Linked DNA regions of Homo sapiens: region 1 is linked to region 2. Evidence: read pairs that join two places in POLR2A ChIA-PET (ENCODE). Cell type or tissue: PC-9. All regions are shown on one strand. Links, peaks and the distances in the headings refer to the core of each region. The heading gives the core; the rest is flanking DNA.

Region 1 (12,218 bases), core at 3,619-8,618, 350 kb after region 2:
TGGGAGGCTGAGGCAGGAGAATCGCTTGAACCTGGGAGGCGGAGGTTGCAGTGAGGGGAGATCACAGCACTGCACTCTCCAGAGCCTGGGCAATAGAACGAGACTCCGTCTCAAGGAAAAAAAAAAAAAAAACAGGCTGAGCTCCCTGGCTTGTGGGGAGAGAGCAAGGGGCCTGCCCAGAGCTGAGTGATCTGGGATGATGGGTGCAAGGGAAGATGACCTCCCTGCAAATTAATGAGGCAGCTTTCTGTTCATAAACCACCTGCCATGACAAGCCTGGCCTGTTCCCAAGACAATGTCCAGGCTCAGAGCAAGCCAGATCCAGAACAGTTTCCAAACTACATTCCAGGGAACCCCAGTGCTCCACAGGCATTGCTGGGTGTGCCATGGGGAGCCTTGAATTAAACACATATAACAATGCAGGACTCCTCAGAGCATTTAATGCGCTGAGGCCCTTGATGACTTTCCAAGAGGCAGCACAGTACACGGCTGATGACAACATTTTTGCTGAGCATCTATCATAAACTTCCAACCTCCTTGAGCTCCAAGGAACATAGCTTGCAAATGCTGCTGTGGGCAGCACCCCACTACCTGCCACTGAGAAACTGAGGTCCCATCTCTTAAGTCTCACTCCCACCCTCTGCTGGGGGCAGTGGGGAGCCAACCTGTCCTCCCCTTGCGGGGCTCTGCACACATTGCACACGTCTCCCTCTGGGGAAAGGGGTGCCAAGGAACTTCTGGGCCAGCTGAGCCAAAATACAGACTTGGAGTGTGAACTGGCCAAGTCACTGCCTCCTCCCTGAGGGTCCCTCCCTTTGGCACCCGCCACCTTATCTCCAGAGAGGCCACCGTGGCACAGAGCCCCAGGCTCCACAGGTGGCTACTGACCGTCACCCACCTCTGGGCCAAGTCCACTCTCTTTTTGTTTTCTTTTCTTTTCTTTTTTTTTTTTTTTTTTTTTTTTTTTGAGACAGAGTCTTGCTCTGCCCCCCAGGCTGGAGTGCAGTGGTGCAATCGCAGCTCACCGCAACCTCCACCCACTGGGCTCATGTGGTTTTCCTGCCTCAGCCTCCCAAGTAGCTGGGACTACAGGCGCGGGCCACCACTAAATCTTTGTATTTTTTTAGTAGAGATGGGGTTTCACCATGTTGGCCAGGCTGCTCTCGAACTCCTGACCTCAATTCATCCACCTGCCTCGGCCTCCCTAAATGTTGGGATTACAGGTGTGAGCCACCACACCCGGCCCCAAGTCCACTCTCATTCTTGCCCTGCCCCCTGTGGGCCACAGGACAGCCCTCTGTAGTAACCACTGAAGTCTGGTAAATGAACAACCTCAGCCCCTTGGAAGTCCCAAGAGATCCCAGCAGCTTCCCCTGCCTTGTCACCGCACCTGAAGAATGGTGGTGTGTGGTGGAAGGAGTACAGCCCTGCTCTGGGCCATCGGCTACCTGCATGTCCCCTCTGCTGGAGCCACAGGCCCCTCTGTTGGGCCAGTGTCCACATCCCACACCACAGCCAGGCCAGGCTTCTTTAGAAGCTCCCCATCACTGAGCCAACTTCCTCTGCCAGTTACACATATCACCCAGATGGGGTGATTTCTTACTGCAGAACACTTTGTTAATTGACACACCATTGAACTGAGCTGATGACTCCCGTGACTTGGTATCCTTAGTCCCTGATATGTTTTGGCTGTGTCCCCACCCAAATCTCATCTTGAATTGTAGTTTCCATAATCCCCACATGTAGTGGGAGGGACCTGGTGGGAGGTAATTGAATCATGGTGGTGGTTACCCCCATGCTATTCTCATAATAGTGAGTGAGTTCTCATGAGATTTGATGGTTCTATAAGGGGCTTTCCATCTTTGCTCATTCTTCTCTCTCCTGCTGCCCTGTGAAGAAGGACGTGTTTGCTTTCCCTTCTCTCATTATTGTAAGTTTCCTGAGGCCTCCCCAGCTCTGGGAACTGTGAGTCAATTAAACCTTTTTCCTTTGTAAATTACAGAGTCTCAGGTATGTCTTTATTAACAGTATGAGAACAGACTAATACAGTACCAATATCTTTTCCTGATTCACTCATGGCACCTGAAGATGGGAAGAAGTAGCACAGACACAGCTGTGATTTCCGGCCCCTCTATGAGCTGCATGCTGACCCTTGGACATGAAGATTCTCTCTCTTGGCTCTGGAAGGTGCCAAGAAATAAAATGATAAATGGAGATGCAGCCTGGCTAAAGGACAGTTCAGCAGTAGGGTGGACTTCAGGGTTGGTTCGATCCAGCAGCTCAGCTGTGTCCTCAGGACTTGACCTCTTCCCTCTCTCCTCTGTCATCCATAGCCTCAGCTGGACCCTGAGGTATGGTGTCCTTGGGGTGACAGGCTGGCTGCCAGCTGCCATTAGGGCTAGGTGCTTCCTCATCTGTGACCAGCAGAAATGGGTGAGCATCTATCCCAGCATCCCGTGCATTCCAGCAACTGACCTAGAGCAAGCTTGGAGGGACCAGAAAGCACAAGTGGGAGGAACAGGAGCTGGGTAAGCTACACACACTACACAAAATCACAGATCAAAGCCACTTGGTCCTGGGCCAGGCTCAGAGTCCATGCTCAAATATCAGCTACCACTTTTATTCTATGTAAGTCAATATTTGGGCTAATAATGAGCCCATCTTCCCTTGAAGCTAACAGTCTAAGGGATGGTGAGATGACATAAAAAGACACCTGGAGTCTCCACCAATGACTGGCCTCATCATCACATGCAAGACCTCCCCGTACCTTCTCCATCTGCAAAATGAGGGTTAAAATATCTCCTCACCAAACTCACAGGAGAAATCATGCTTTATAAATGCAGAGATGTTGGCCATGAGGCTTCTGATCCTTGCTACAGGCTTTCAGATCTTTATTCTGAGCATTGGCAACAACACGTTTCTGAGAACATCTCCTTTGGCAAATGGTAGGTCAGGCAGAGCTGCTTCAACAGAAGATGTTTTTGCTTTCAAAAAAAAAAAATTGTGTATGCCTTTTAATCCAAATGGCTGAATTGCTGATTCAATCAGCAAACATGGAACAGACTGAGAAAGTGCAGCGTGAGCTCCGAGACAGCAAAGAGGGCCATGAACTTCAAGGATGTTTATGGAGCGATTGCTGAAACCAGCTTTCTGAAGAGGTAAGTCTCCACCAGGCAACAGGGAGGCACGATGCGGGAGTGCCGTGGGATTTACGATGTTCATTAAGTCCATCAGCTTCCAACTCCCTCTGCAACCTGCATGTCCAGCTCGGCTACCCGGGGCACAAACAAGCTCTCCAGCTAAATTACCAAGATTCTTAGTGCCCGGCTGCACACCCACAGAGCACAGCCCACCTCAGCACCTGCCACCCCTGGGGATTCCAGGGCATGTTGAGTGTCTCCCACATGCTCAGGTCCAAGCCCACACCTGGCTTCCACCTGGCCCCATCCTCTCTGCATCCCCTGCTTCTGCTGGCCTCCAGTGTTCCCAGGCTGCCAGTCCTAGAGAGTCAAGGTTAGGCTAGGGTTGGGGCAGAAACACACGACTTTGTGCTGTCCCATAGCTGCACTGTTCTTTGTCACCCAGGCCAGAAGGGACACTGCCTGAGCCCAGAAGTTTGCTACCACTCCCAGAAACAGATCCCCAGGCCCCAGCCCAGCCGTCACTTCGCAGCATCCACCTCCACCATTCTTGCTGCCCCTTCCCCTCCCAGGGCACCTCTGCACCAAACGACTTCATTCTCCTCCTCCAGTTCTGAGAGATAAAACCAGCGGGCATGCCCGTTCCTGCAAACAGGACCAAGCCAACACAAGGCCCCCAGGCCCACAAAAAGCAGGCTCTGTTCCCAGTACAGATGCCTCAGGGACACCCTGCTATATCCATGTCAAACTTCCCTTTATTCATGAATAGAGATGGGAAGTGAGGCATCAGGTGTGCTCAAAAGCTTTGCTATCGGTTAAGAATTGCACCTGGCTACAAGCTACAGAGAATCAAAATAACAGTGGCTATAATAAGGGAGAGGTTAAATTTTGCTCTCATGTGAAAAGAAGTCTAGAGTTAGCCAGCCCAGGGTTGATACAGCAGGTCCACAGCCATCAGTGACCCAGGCTCATTCTATCTTGCTCTCTGCCATCATTAACATGAGGCTCCCATCCTTGGGGCTACCTCATGATCCCAAAATGGCTACTGCAGCTCCAGACATCACATCCACATTTCAGGCAGCAGAGAGTAGGAAGGGGCAAGGCAAAAGGACATGCCTCTCAGCTTAGCCTCCTTTGGAGAGCTTTCCCAGAAACCATACTCAATAACCTTTGCTTACATCTTATAGGCCTATTTCTGAAAGGCTAGGAAATGTGATATTATAAAAAGCCCATTGACACCCAACACTATAGCTTTTGTGTTGCTAAGGAAGCTAAGGAAGACAGGAGTATAGAAAATACCAGCCTTGGCCATACTTTTTTTTTTTTTTTTTTTTTTTTTGAGACAGAGTCTCGCTCTTCCGCCCAGGCTGGAGTGCAGTGGCACGATCTCGGCTCATTGCAACCTCCACCTCCCAAGTTCAAGTGATTCTCCTGCCTCAGCCTCCAGAGTAGCTGGGATTACAGGCATGCACCACTATGCCTGGCTAATTTTTGTATTTTTGGTAGAGACAGGATTACACATGTTAACCAGGCTGGTATGGAACACCTGGCCTCAAGCGATCCGCCCACCTTGGCCTCCCAAAATGCCAGGATTACAGGCATAAGCCACTGCACCTGGCCAGCCATACTTTCTACAGAGCTAATAAAACTAAGAGGATAGGGGCCCAAACTAATCTCCCTCCTGGATGCTTGTGGAGAATAATACAACAGTGATTATGACATCAAAAAAGAGGAGGCAAAGTGTCAGATGTTCTCAGCCCATTCTACACCTGGGATGCAGCACTGTTTTGTGGTGCTTACCTTAACAAATCTGCTATCATATTCCGCTGCTGACAGCCGGTGGTCTACTGGGACCTCAGCGTCTTCATCTCTTGAGTGTTCACACAATTGATTCCTCCTCACCCATCTTTCATTTGTGTTCTTTGCTTTTCTCCTTGAAACAGTTTAATTTCATGGGCTGCATGATGATGTTTTGGACAGTGTGGGACCATATATTCCATGGTGGTCCTATAGGATTATAATGGAGGCTGGGTGTGGTGGCTCACACCTATAGTCCTGGCACTTTGGGAAGCTGAGGTGGCCAGATCACTTCAGGCCAGGAGTTCGATACCAGCCTGGCTAACATGGTTGGGACTTGGGAGGCCAAAGCAGGAGGATTGCTTGAAGCGAGGAGTTTGACTACAGCCTGGGCAACATAGCAAGAGGTTGTCTGTATGCTTTTATTTTTTGAAAGAAAGGAAGGAAGGAAGGAAGGAAGGAAGGAAGGGAGGGAGGGAGGGAGGGAGGGAGGGAGGGAGGGAGGGAGGGAAAGAAAGAAAGAAAGAAAGAAAAGAAAAATAACAAAAATAAAAGATTATAAGGGAGCTGAAAAATTTTTCTCATCTAGTGATGTCATTCATAGCCATCATATCATCATAGTGCAATGTGCCACCTTTTCTATGATTAGATACATTTAGATACGCAAATACCATTCTATTCCAATTGCCTCTGCTACTCAGCACTTCCTGCCATACAGGCTTGTGGTGTGGGAGCAATCAGCTGTACCATCTAGCCTAGCTGTGTTGCGGGCTACCCATCCAGGTTTGTGTAAGTGCACTCTGATGTTCACACAGTGATGAAATCACCTAACAATGCATTTCTCAGAACGTGTCCCCATGGCTAAGTGACTCATGGCTGTATTCTGGAATCTTGTCATTCCAGACCACAGTCTTCACATTGAGGTACCAAGTTGTGGATCAGAATGGAAAGCTAGGCTATGATGAGGGACAGTGCGCTGTCACATGACTGACATGATTTATTTCACAAAGACAGCAAATGGAGCTGCCATGCCACCTCCAGCAAAGAGAGCCCGGGGCTGGCGTCTATGGAGCTCTAGGCTCTGCAGAGTCGGAGCGAGAACCAGATCCTTGGGGCAAAGAGAGCTAAAACGGATTGCAGAGGAAAGCGAACCACCACACATCTGCTAGAAAGAAATATCTCTTAGGCAGGAGATAACCTTGAGAGGCAGCATAACCGCTCAACCACTGTGGTTAAGGGCTTAGTTCTCAAGTAGGGAGGCCCAGGCTCTAGGGCCAATGCCTGTGGATGCCTTTGTGTGACCTTGGACAATTTACTTTCTCTCTCCAAGCCTCATTTTCTTCATCCACAACATGGAAACAATTGCAGATGATGATAATGTAGAACCTGTTCATGAAAGGAAATTATAGACAGTGCTGGGCCCGGTGCCTGGCTCCTGGTACAGAGAAGGATTCAGTAATAACATTGGCCATGACTATTAACAACAGCAGCAGCAGGGATCCTATGTGTGACCTTCTACCTGTGTGGCACAGGGCCTGGCACATCATGAGGCTCAATAAATGGGCTCAACGTCATCGCTACTCTTGTTGTTATTAAAGGAAATAGCCAGAAAGTGCTTCCTCTTTCCACAGGCAACCACGGACACTTTCTCTGGACTTGACTCACTCAGGCAAGAAGAACCTTCCGGGCTGAGCTTCCAAGCCCCAGCCAGGGGAGATGCAGGGCACGGAAGACCCCGCTGAGGCAGATTGGAGAGCTCGGAGCTGCAGAGTCTGTTTGGCATCTGCAACTCTCTCGGTGGAGAAACGCCTGCCCCCGCTAAGCAGTCAGTGCCTGCCTGGTCTCACTGGCTCCCAGGCAGCTTCTCCCCACCTCCCCTCTGTGTCCAGTGTGCTCCCGGCAGCCTGCCTTATGACAGGTCTACAGGGACATCTGTTGGTGAGCAGGCCCTGCCAGATACCTGTTGACCCCCGCTGGGCAGGAAAAATAACACAGAGAGGCTCTGAGGACCTGTGAATGGTGTGGTGGGAGTGGGGGACATAGCAGACACCCCTTACTCTGTAGAATACCAGCTTTCCACTAAAGTGGGTGATGGCAGGGAATTCTGGCAGAGAATACTGGTTTCTGAGAGCTCCTAGTATAAAATTGGATCTGTGTCCCTATGGAAAATTCCACATTACAGCAAGTGTGGCCCAGGGAGGGAGAAAGCCTCAGCTGGGCATCACGGGAATTGGTTTTGCCAGTCGGCAGCCCTGTGGCTCTGGCTAAGTCCCTTCCCCTCTGTGCCTCGGTCTCCCCATTAGGAAAGTTCAGGAGGTTCATGAGATGAGATCTGTGGCTCCATAGCTTGAATATACACCATGGAAGGTTGCTTTTTGGTTGTTTTTGAGACAGAGTCTTGCTCTGCCACCCAGGCTGAAGTGCAGTGGTACAATCATAGTGCACTGTAACTTTGAACTCCTGGCCTCAAGCAATCCTCCTGCCTCAGCCTCCCAAAGTACTGGGATTACAGGAATGAGTCACTGCACATGACCCTGGGAAGCTTTTTAAAAAGCAGATTCCCAGACTGCACTCCCTGAAATTCTGATTCAGCCGGTTACAGGGGGCCCAGAAACCTGCCTGAGGCTCCTCCCAGAGGACCCCACTCCCTGGCTGCCTCTCAACCTGCAGTTTCAGGCATCCCAGGGTGTCCCACTGTCTCCCAGGCCCCAGGGAGAATCAGAAAGAGTGGGGGCACCGCAGGGAGCAGGCAGGAGGGAGGGGTCACAGAGGCCCTGGCCTGGTGACTGCTGTCTTCAAACCGCCCAGAGCAAACCCACAGAGCTGGCCCGCGCCCCGCCCACCTTCGGTCCAGTGTTATGGGGGAAGCTGTCAGACGCCAGCATCAGTGTGAGGTGCACTTATGGAAACTGCCCTCCCTGACTTTCCCGCTGAAAAGTCCTTAGCTCTGAGGTTTTCAGGAATCTGAAAGGAAAGGCTTCTTTCCATGAAAATGTGCTGAAAGACCACTTCACACCTGCACCTACGCGCCGTCCTGTGGGAGCCAGCCTGAGTCGGCCTGGCTTGAATGGCAACAACCTCCATGCCTCACTCATCCCAGGGGCCCTCCTGCCCTCTGCCTAGGAGGTGTTCCAAGTGCTTGGCATGCATTACTTGACCTTATCTTTGCAATGCCACGAGGCGGCCAACATTATTGCCTCATTTCGTGGATAAGGTTACTAAGGCACAGAGAGGGTCGGTAATTTGCCCAAGGTCACTTAGCTAGGAATTGATGGAGATGGGTTTCACACTCCTTCAGGGAAACTCCTGAAGCTAAGCTTTGAGACCCGCTTCATCTTCTAGCTTAGAGATATAGTCACTACTATTTTCAGCAGAGCCCTTTCCAAACAGAATCTTATATTTGACCCCAGCATAAGAAACACATCAAAGCAAAGCCACTCTGGTTGAAGCGGAGGGACTATCCAGCCATCCAGCCTCCCCTTACCCTGCTCATGGAGACCTCCTCAGAGCACCAGGGTTCTGCAGAACTGAATCTAAGAGTCAATAAAGAAGCCATGGCTCAGAGAGGGAGTGTGCCTTGCCCAAGGCCACACAGCCTGCAGGTGGCAGAGCTGTTGTGACACATGCAGCATCCAGAGAAACACGGGATGTGCAGGGCAGCCTGAGAAAGGGGCCCTGCACACCTGGCCAGCCCACCCTGAGCACCTAGATGGGGAGAGGAGAGCAGTGATGGTCTGGGTTGACCCCAGGCAGGGGGCTTAACTGGGGTTGCTAGGGAATGGCTGAATCTACAAGTATATTCACTTGTTCACTCAACAAACATCGCCAGAGTACCTACTATGTGCCAGGGATGATGTGGCACCAAGGATACAATGGTGAATGATGAGGACAGTCTCGTCCCTCCCCGCCATGCTCATATCCCAGGCAGAGAGACTGATAATTAAACAATGACAACAGGCCAGGTGTGGTAGCTTATGCCTGTAATCCCAGCACTTTGGGAGCCCGAGGTGGGTGGATCACCTGAGGTTAGGAGTTCGAGACCAGCCTGGCCAACATGGTGAAACCCCATCTCTACTAAAAACACAAAAATTAGCTGGGCGTGGTGGTGGACACCTGTAGTCCCAGCTACCTGGGAGACTGAGGCAGAAGAATCGCTTGAACCTGGGAGGCGGAGGTTGCCATGAGCTGAGATCATGCCACTGCACTCCCGCCTGGGCGTCAGAGCGAGACCTTGTCTCCAAAAAAAGAAAAGACAATGACAGCAACACACAGGGACGGCTGCTTCGGTGGGAACTGCTGCCTACTGACGGCACAAAGAGTCGGGGCTTGTAGGCTAGTGGAGGGGTCAGGAGGGGCTGCTCTGAGAAATAAAGCCATCCGAGCATTGACGGATGACATGGCATCAGCCTGGCCAAGAGAAGGGGAAAGCGTGCCCCACAGAGGGAACAGCAAGTGCAAAGGATGAGCACAATGCATTTGAGGACCTGGAAGAGGTTTGATTTGGCCAGAGCAGAGCCCATGGCAGGAGATGGTGAGAAAGGGGACTGGAAAGGTAACAGGGGCCAGGCTGCATGAGTCATGGAAAGAGGCGTGGGCTTTATCCTACAGAAGTTGAAAGATTAGATATGTGTTGCTCTCATTGTTTTAACTCCCCTGGCTTCTATATGGAGGACCGTATGGAGGAGGGGTGGGAGATGCTGGGACATCGTTCGTAGGGAATCGTGGTGTCCAGAGAAGACATGATGGTGATTTGATGTGATGATCACGGGAAGGAGAAGAAGGGACGGTCTGCCAACATCCATCCCTTTCTCCACCTCCTCTGCATCGGGGGAGGGAGGTGAGGAGGGTAGGTGACAAGTCTGGCCAATGACACGGTCAGCAGTGATGTACATCACTTCCAGAATATCCCCACACTCTCCTTCACCCCCATCTCCCTGGGATGGTAATGCTCCCAGGGTAAGCCTGGGAGCCTCGGGCCAAGTCCCTAGAGCCTGGGTCCAAGAGCCCCTGGTTCCCTTTGCCCCACTGGGCTGCAGCAGGAGGGACCTACCACGCCTCTCTGCCCTGAGACAAAGACCAGTCCCCTCTCCAGTAAAAATCCTTATCTCTGGAGAAGGAAGCAGGATGAATGGGGAGGAATCTACAACCACTCCCACATTAATAATGTTCATGCATGCGTACATGCCTGATCGTTCTTTGAGCTCTTCATCTGTTTTTTTTTTTCTTTTTTCTCTATTTCCCCCTTTTCCTTAAACCACGGCCCATTCAAACAGGCAGTACTTGCCTTAGGCGAGGCAGGTGTTAGGTAAAAACACCTGTGGGTGCCGGGCACGGTGGCTCATGCCTGTCATCCCAGCACTTTGGGAGACCGAGGCGAGCGGATCACGAGGTCAGGAGATAGAGACCATCCTGGCCAACATGGTGAAACCTCGTCTCTACTAAAATACAAAAAGTTAGCCCGACATGGTGGTGTGCACCTGTAGTCCCAGCTATTCGGGAGGCTGAGGCAGGGGAATCGCTTGAACCCGGGAGGCAGAGGTCACAGTAAGCCGAGATCATGCCACTGCACTCCAGCCTGGCAACAGAGTGAGACACAGTAAAAAACAAACAAAAAAAAAAAACAAAAAAACTAAACAAACAAACAAAAAACACCGATGGGTCTTCTTAACTTTTGTCCTCCAAAATCCTTTGTCTTGGAGAAAAAAGGAGAGCCAGCCTTGGGCATCCTGAGAGCAGAGATTCCTGCCTCTACTCACAGCAGCCTGCCAAGAGAAAGCCTAGGCCCCAGGGAGGAACCGTGCTGGGGCCTCTCAAAAGGGGGCCCACTAGTGGCTCACCCAGGGTCTCCTGCCCTGAGCGCGCCATGGAAGGATCTTGTGGGCTTTAAGGACTGGAGTGTGGACGTGTCAGAAGTTCCTGTGTGCACCCATGATGGGGGCCCTCCTGGCCCCTACTTGCTGCTCTGGTCCCTCAGAGGTCTCTGCCGCTGTGACAGGACCCTGAGCAGGGTAGGAAGTTCACCAGGAAAATTGGAAGCTACTTTTTCTCTGCCAGTTCAGCCAAGGTCTTGATGTCAGAAACACTGCTGAGTGGTTAAAAACAAGTGGTGGGAGGCGGTGGCTTACACCTGCAATCCCAGCACTTTGGGAGGCCGAAGCGGGCAGATCACTTGAGGTCAGGAGTTTGAGACCAGCCTGGCCAACATAGTGAAAGCTCGTCTCTACTAAAAATACAAAAATTAGCTGGGTGTGGTGGTGCACACTTGTAATTCCAGCTACTTGAGAGGCTGAGGCAGGAGGATCACTTGAACCCAGGAGGCGGAGGTTACAGTGAGCTGAGATTGTGCCACTGCACTCCAGCCTAGGCAACAGAGTAAGACTCCATCTCAAAAAAAAAAAAAAAAGTGATTTTTCTTGCACACCTGAGTCAGTGCCCTGAGCTTCTTACACTTTACACAACAGTTATTAGGGATACCCTCCCCCAGTGACATCTGAGGGCAGCTGCGGAGGGCAGAGTCTTCCCCACAGCAGAGCCGGAGCACCCCTTCTGGGAAGGCTCAGCTTTGGGGAGGAAGGGCTTCCCTTTCCAAGCAGGCCAGGGACTCCCCACACACATCCCAGGCTGCGTCTGCCCTGGAGATGAAGTCACAAGCCAGCCTCAGGGTTACCTCCGGGCTCCAGTCCCCCCAGCCTAGTCCTGCGGTGCTTCTCCCCACAGCCCTTCTTTCCCCACTCACAGGCAAAGCAAGATCCCTGGAGATTCCAGTTCCCGCCTGGCCCTGGTTCTGTCACCGCTCCCCTGACAGCCCCTACATGCCCACAGCGTCAACCAGCACATCACTTCACGGCCAGCGGCCGCCCCGTGCCTGCCCGCGGCTCCCCTCTGCAGCCTCCAGGCCGGCCCCACCCAGTGCGGAGAGTCAGGCCTTCCTGGCCGGGTCTGAATCCCGCATCCCCCGGCTACAATACAGTCCCAGTAGGCAACAGGGTCCCCGTGGAGGGGAATCAACTGAAGAACGAAGTGTTTACTTCAGAGCTTCTACCACGGCGCTGTGTGCTTCCCTCAGAGAGCGACACACTCACACACACTCTCACACTCACGCTCACACACTCACACCCACATACACACACACGCTCACACCCGCACACGTTCACACGCTCACACCCACACACACGTTCAAACCCACACACTCACACGCGTTCACACCCACACACGTCCACACGCTCACACCCACACTCACACGCTCACACCCACGCGTTGACATGCTCACACACACACCCA
Region 2 (7,072 bases), core at 876-5,875:
AAGGTTCTAGACATTGGGCTGGGGCTTAAGTGTTAAGGTTTGGAGTGGATTCTTAGCTGCTTCTGGGCTCTGGAGGGGATCAGGGTTGAAATCAGAGCTTCTGGCTGGGTTCCGACCTGGCTTCTTCCCTGACATCTTGGCAATATGTTGTGTTCAAGGTTTGGGGCCATGCTGTGGTTTGATCTGTGCGCTGGGATGACATGGGGGTTGCTGTGCTGTGTTCTAAGCCAGGCTTTGTCCTGAGTCTAGCTTCTGACCCGAGCTCTGAGCTGAGCTGTGGCCTCTAGGTCGACCTTTGGCCCTGGGCTCTGTGGCTGTGGGCAGGGGCCAGTGGGGGTGATCAGATCTGTGTGTCCCAGGTGTCTCTGGATCAGTATCAGACGGAGGATGAGCTGTACCAGCTGTCCCTGCAGCGGGAGCCGCGCTCCAAGTCCTCGGTGAGGGGGTACTCCCTCCTCTCCACTCTGCCCTTCCCTCCTGAGAATCCCAGGATGTGAGGATGGGAAGAGCTCTTAGCAGCCACCTCACCCATCCATCTTGTAGGACAGAGGCATCCTGGGGGTAGGGCAGTAGTGTTGGGCAGACTTCCCTCTCCCAGGGATTCCCCTCTCTGTTCCCCGGGGCTCTGGGCTTCCCCTGCCTCTGGCCCTAGCTCAGGCCCGACCATTTCCATAGCCAACCAGCCCCACGAGTTGCACCCCACCACCCCGGCCCCCGGTACTGGAGGAGTGGACCTCGGCTGCCAAACCCAAGCTGGATCAGGCCCTCGTGGTGGAGCACATCGAGAAGATGGTGGAGGTGAGCTCCTGCGGAGCCTGAGCAGTGTGTGGGGAGAGGCCAGTTTGCCGGAGCACTGCCCTGGAAGCCAGCACGAGTGTCCTGTTCAAGACCCAGCACTCAGCCCCTAGGAGTCACAGGGCCTGGCAGGCCAGCTGCACGGGGCTGAAGTGCCCCTGGGTAGGGTGGGGGTGGAGGTATGGAACGGGGGTGGTGTCAGAGACCTCTCTGAGACACACCTCATCAAATGGACTGGGAACGTGGGAAGGGACAGGACCTGATGTCCCCTTTACTCTCCCCTCTTCTGGCTCTGCGTGTCCCTCTGCGTGCCCCAGTCTGTGTTCCGGAACTTTGACGTCGATGGGGATGGCCACATCTCACAGGAAGAATTCCAGATCATCCGTGGGAACTTCCCTTACCTCAGCGCCTTTGGGGACCTCGACCAGAACCAGTGAGGAGGGCTGGGGACCTGGGGGAGAGGGAAGGCAACTCAGCCCACTTCTGCCTGGGCTTCAGTTTCTTGTGTGCAAGATGAGGTCACTGAGCCAGATGATCTTGGCCTGGGAAGCTGCCAGTGTGGGAAAGGGCACTTGCTTTTGTGGGGAGGAGAGGCTGCCAGCTGTGGAGGCGCAGTGGTATCTCACAAATTCAGACAGATGGGGGGCTCCACCTGAGTCTTGCAAAGACTGTGACCTGGGGACTGTGGCTACAAAAGTGCTGTTTTATTTGTGGAGCTCACAGCTGTCAAGAAGTGTGGGCAACTTGAGCTCCTGGATAGTCTGTTCTAATGAATAGATAAGAAAGGTTTGTAATTAGCAGTACCCAGTTGTTTATCAACAGTTCATATGCTGACAATTTGGAAAAACAGCTGGTTCTCTGAAGTAGGTTAAACATGCCCCCTGAAGCCAGATTCATGCCCTATTTTTGCTGAGCAGAAAAAACTCCATTCAAAATTTAAAGTCCATCTCAGGTCGATTTATTTTTTAATGTTACCTGTATTTCAAAAATCTGTTGTTTTTTATTTCCACATTACAAAAATCCACGGTAAAATAAAATCTAGGTGGTAAAATAAATTTATAGTGAACAAAATGTTTAAAGTAAGAAGTGAGAGGCCAGGTGCGGTGCCTCACGCCTGTAATCCTAGCACTTTGGGAGACTGAGTTGGCAGGATCAATTCAGGCCAGGAGTTTGAGCCCAGCCTGGGCAACAGAGTAAGACCCTGTCTCTACAAAAATTATTATTATTATTTTTGAGACAGAGTCTCACTCTGTTGCCCAGGCTGGAGTGCAGTGGTACAATCTCGGCTCGCTGCAACCTCCACTTCCTGGGTTCAAGTGATTCTCCTGCTTCAGCTTCCTGAGTAGCTGGGATTACAGGCATGCATCACCGTGCCTGGCTAATTTTTGTATTTTTAGCAGAGATGGGGTTTTACCATGTTGGCCAGGCTGGTCTCAAACTCTTGACCTCAAGTGATCTACCTGCCTTGGCCCCCCAAAGTGCTAGGATTACAGGCATGAGCTACTGCTCCTAGCCTAAAAAAATTTTTTTTGGGCATGGGTGGCACGTGCCTGTAGTCCCAGCTACTCAGGAGGCTGAGGCAGGAGGAACCCTTGAGCCCAGGAGGTTGAGACTGCAGTGAGCTGTCATCACACCACTGCACTTCAGCCTGGGTGACTGCGCGAGATCACCCCCATCAAAAAAAAAAAAAAGAAAAAAAAAGGAAGAAATGAAAGTCCCCTCTTTCCTTTTCCACTGGTAGAAGTTGCCATGATTAAGCACTGTTAACAATATTAAGCTTGGCAGTATGTGGATTCTTCCAGTCTTCTTTTCCCAGGCAGGTGCACATTGATAGAGATTTTGTTTGTTTGGTGTCTGTTTCATGGACAAACAGGATTAGAGCATAAATCTAGTTCTGCTTGTGGCTTTTATCATAGCTGCTTTATTTCTTCTCCCAGATTTTAGGCAGAGGTAGTTGAGTTCCATGTTTTCTCCCTGGGTTGGTGGGTGGATTTTTATCTAGACCACCTTTTCAGTGAGAATGACCCTTTGAGACGATGGAGGCCTCAGCTTCATGCAGCGGTCTCAGCCTTAACCCTCCACCTCCTGCAGGCCCCAGGCTGTGTGTGTGTGTGTGTGTGTGTGTGTGTGTGTGTGTGTGTGTGTGTGTTGGTGAGGGGGAAGCCCTGGTTGGGTATCAAAACCTAGCACCTGGTTCGGCAGGAGGGAGACCAGCACCGGCTCCCAGGACCAGGCCCAGCTCACCACTTCATTGTAAAGCTCCCTCTTTGTTTCTGGAACTTGGGTGTTTCCATTTCTTTCTTACAAAATTATCTATGCATTTACAGCAATTGTTGATATATCTTTAGGCAGCATCTAGGTACTTGTAGTGGGTTCTCTTTTTTCTTTTTTCTTTTTTTTAATCACCCTCTCTTTTTTTTGAGACAGAGTCTCACTCTGTCGCTCAGGCTGGAGTGCAATAGCGCGATCTTGGCTCACTGCAACCTCTGCCTCCCAGGTTCAAGTAATTCTCATGCCTCAGCCTCCCAAGTAGCTGAGATTACAGGCACTGGCCACCAGACCCGGCTAATTTTTTTTTCTTTTCCTTTTTTTTGAGACGGAGTTTTGCTCTTTGTTGCCCAGGCTGGAGTACAGTGGTGTGATCTCGGCTCACTGCAACCTCCGCCTCCCGGGTTCAAGTGATTCTCCTGTCTCAGCCTCCCGAGTAGCTGGGATTACAGGCGCGCGCCACCATGCCTGGCTAATTTTGTATTTTTTTTTTTTTGAGACAGAGTCTCACTCTGTCACCCAGACTGGAGTGCGGTGGCGCGATCTCGGCTCACTGCAAGCTCTGCTTCCCGGGTTCATGCCATTCTCCTGCCTCAGCCTCCGGAGTAGCTGGGACTACAAGCACCCACCACCGTGCCCGGCTAATTTTTTGTATTTTTAGTAGAGACGGGGTTTCACCGTGGTCTCGACCTCCAGACCTCGTGATCCACTAGCCTCAGCCTCCCAAAGTGCTGGGATTACAGGCGTGAGCCACCTCACCCAGCCTAATTTTGTATTTTTAGTAGAGATGGGGTTTCACCATGTTGCGCAGGCTGGTATTGAACTTCTGACCTCAGGTGATCCGCCCGCCTCGGCCTCCCGAAGTTCTGGGATTATAGGCGTGAGCCACCGCACCTGGCCTAATTTTTGTATTTTTAGTAGAGATGGAGTTTTACCTTGTTGGCCAGGCTGGTCTTGAACTCCTGACCTCACCTCAGGTGATCTGCCCACCTCGGCCTCCCAAAGTGCTGGGATTACAGGCATGAGCCACTGTGCACCCGGCCTAAAAATCACCATCTTGACAGAACTTCACGCCTTGCTTTTTGTTTTTTTTCATCTTTGTGCTTGTTTTCCACTTAACCCTTGATCACAGACATCTTTCCATGTGGATTCATGTAGAACTACCTCATTCGTTAGAACAGCTGCAGAGTATTCCACTGTGCGGTTAGTCCATCATTTCCCTAACCATCCTCCTGCTGATGGACAGTTAGACTGTTCCAGTTTTTCAGTATGATTCTATGCCAGGCTGCCATGAACGTCCTTTTACTGATCCACTCAGGCCAGTATTTCTGTAGGAGAAATTCCTAGAAGTGGGATAATTGGATCAAAAGATATGCACATTCTAAATTAGGAGAGAGACTGCCAAACTGACCTCAGACAAGGTTGTACCAGTTTGCACCCCCATCAGCAGCGTACAAGTGCCTGCTTCCCAACTTCCTCGCCAACAGTGGATGCTATAAAAAGCTTCACAATTTTGCCAGTCTCATTGGCAAATGGTATCTTGGTTAAATTTGCATTTCTTTAATACTAATGGGGGTAGGGTATCTTTTCATATGTTTATTGGCCATTTATTTCTTCTGTCAATTGCCTGTTCTGATTCCTTGTCCATTATTCTACTGGGTTTGTTGGTCTTTTTCTCATTGATTTTTAGAATCTCTGTTAATGGATATTAACCCTTTGCTGTTGAATGTGTTTGCAAATATTTTCTCCCTGTCTGTCATTTATGTTGTCTTTTTCCATATAAAATTTAAAAACTTTTGTGTGCTCAATATGTCAGTCTTTTCCTTTCTGGCTTCTTGGATTTGTGTTCTGTGTAGAAAGGCCCTCAGCCCCTCAAGATTATAAAATTATTATATCTTTTCTTTTTTTTTTTTTTTTCTGAGACAGGGTGTCTTGCCATGTCACCCAGGCTGGAGTGCAGTGGCATGATCTTGGCTCGCTGCAACCTCCACCTCCCAGGTTCAAGTGATTCTCGTGCCTTAGCCTCCCGAGTAGCTGGGATTATAGGTGCCTGCCACTATGCCTGGCTAATTTTTTGTATTTTTAGTAGAGACGGGGCTTTGCCATGTTGGCCAGGCTGGTCTCGAACTCCTGACCTCGTGATCCACCCGCCTTGGCCTCCCAAAGTGCTGGGACTACAGGCGTAAGCCACTGTGCTCGGCCCTATATTTTTTTCAGATAGCCAGTTATCCTAATGCTCCCTTGATTTGATGGACCACCTGGATCACACATTATGAGCCCCCTCATAAGCAGGTGGGAGTCTCAAGCGAGGGCCAGTCCCGATGGGAATAGCACTTGGTGGCTGAGGACCCTCCTATCTGTGCAGACACTGTTGTAAAACTTCACATGCATCATCTAATTTAATCCTCACCAAAATCCTATGAAATGTAGGAATGATCATTACACCCATTTATAGATAAGGAAACGGAGGGACAGGGAGATTACTCCGCTACAGGTCAAGAGGCAGGGAAGTAGAGCTGCGATTTGAACTGAGGTCTGTGTCTAGAACACGTGCTCATTCTTTCCCTAAAATGTATTCATAGGTGAAAAAGGGCTTCTGCGGAAAGCCCTGGGTTATGTGGGAAACCCTGGATTTACAGCTGTCTTTCCAGCAGGATGATGCAGGAGAGAGAGGGATGCGATTTCTCCCAATCTCTCCTGGTCCCAGAACTCATTAGAGAGTTCTCCCTGCTGAGGGCTCCCGACTGGTGTTGCACACAGTACACTTCGGGAGCCCGAGGCTGATGGTTCCATGGAAAGTACACAGTCATTTTAGTTTGCACACCAAGTGTGAAGTGGGCAGGACAGGCCACTGTTCTGAGAAGGAACCCAGGGAAAGGGACTGGCCCAAGACCACACACTGGTTAGCGGCACTTCCCACATCTGCCTGACCCCTAGTCCAGTGCCGCCTTTTCTTTACTCTGCAACAGGAGTCCAAAATCAGGAGTTCCATGAGGACACTGGGAACAGTGGGATGGGTTAGGCCAGCGGTGGATGGTTCTGGGGAGGGCCCGAGCTGAAGCGCCCCCGCAACTCCCCACAGGGATGGCTGCATCAGCAGGGAGGAGATGGTTTCCTATTTCCTGCGCTCCAGCTCTGTGTTGGGGGGGCGCATGGGCTTCGTACACAACTTCCAGGAGAGCAACTCCTTGCGCCCCGTCGCCTGCCGCCACTGCAAAGCCCTGGTGAGAGTCCCTTTCCCGGCTCACGGCCCAAGCCACGCCCCTCCAGCCCCGGCCCCGCCCTCCCTTCTGGCCCCGCCTCTGCCAGAGCCCTTCTCAAGCCAGGAAAACCTGGTAATTCTATTTGCCTCTCCTCCTGTGGTTCTGCCCGGGGCCCTGAGGCGGGCTCTAAAGCCCTAGTCTCACCCTCAAGAAGGAAGAAGTAGAGTCATCACCTCTAAATCCCTCCTCCCACCACGGCCCCTCCTCTATTGCAGATCCTGGGCATCTACAAGCAGGGCCTCAAATGCCGAGGTGAGATGGAATGACTGGAAGGGCTGCTGGGCAGTGTTTTTTTTTTTTGTTTGTTTGTTTGGGAGAGTTACTGTTTTGGTGGGGCAATTGCCAAGGAGTGAAGTACCTTAAAATCAGAGGCGCATGGCCGGGCATGGTGGCTCAAGCCTGTAATCCCAGCACTTTGGGAGGCCGAGGCGCGCAGATCACCTGAGGTCAGGAGTTCAAGACCAGCCTGACCAACATAGCGCAACCCCGCCTCTACTAAAAATACAAAAAGTAGCTGGGCGTGGTGGCACCCACCTGTAATCCCAGCTACTTGGGAGGCTGAGGCATGAGAATCGCTTGAACCTGGGAGGCGGGGTTTGCAGTGAGCCGAGATCACGCCACTGCACTCCAGCCTGGGCAACAGAGAGGGCTCTGTCTCAAAAAAAAAAACAACAAAAAAACCCCCAAAACCAAAACCCCACAAAATCAGAGGCTCAAGATGACTGATGTGAAGGGAGTGGCGTTTA

Evidence for each region. Peaks named below come from ENCODE experiments on the same cell type or tissue, not always from the same donor. Only the 100,000 strongest peaks of a DNase experiment are listed, where the experiment ranks them.
Region 1: POLR2A ChIA-PET joins it to region 2 with 20 read pairs; 3 of 35 experiments call an interaction of 5 or more read pairs at or near these places.

What each region holds. Positions count from the first base shown.
Region 1 is chr11:64,380,088-64,392,305 of GRCh38, reverse strand. LOC124902688 (a long non-coding RNA gene) reads right to left here and starts at 5,199. Exons shown (of 2, transcript XR_007062718.1): 1 at 4,941-5,199; 2 at 1,993-2,180. In PC-9, for the core only: no CTCF peak of the experiment used is centred there; a DNase peak (open chromatin) is centred at 5,735.
Region 2 is chr11:64,729,268-64,736,339 of GRCh38, reverse strand. It overlaps RASGRP2 (RAS guanyl releasing protein 2), which reads left to right. Exons shown (of 17, transcript NM_001098671.2): 10 at 360-437; 11 at 676-798; 12 at 1,113-1,228; 13 at 6,146-6,287; 14 at 6,542-6,578. Among named protein-coding and RNA genes, the nearest start is that of NRXN2, 9.6 kb to the right of the region's middle. In PC-9, for the core only: no CTCF peak of the experiment used is centred there; no DNase peak of the experiment used is centred there; H3K27me3 peaks cover 1,637 bases.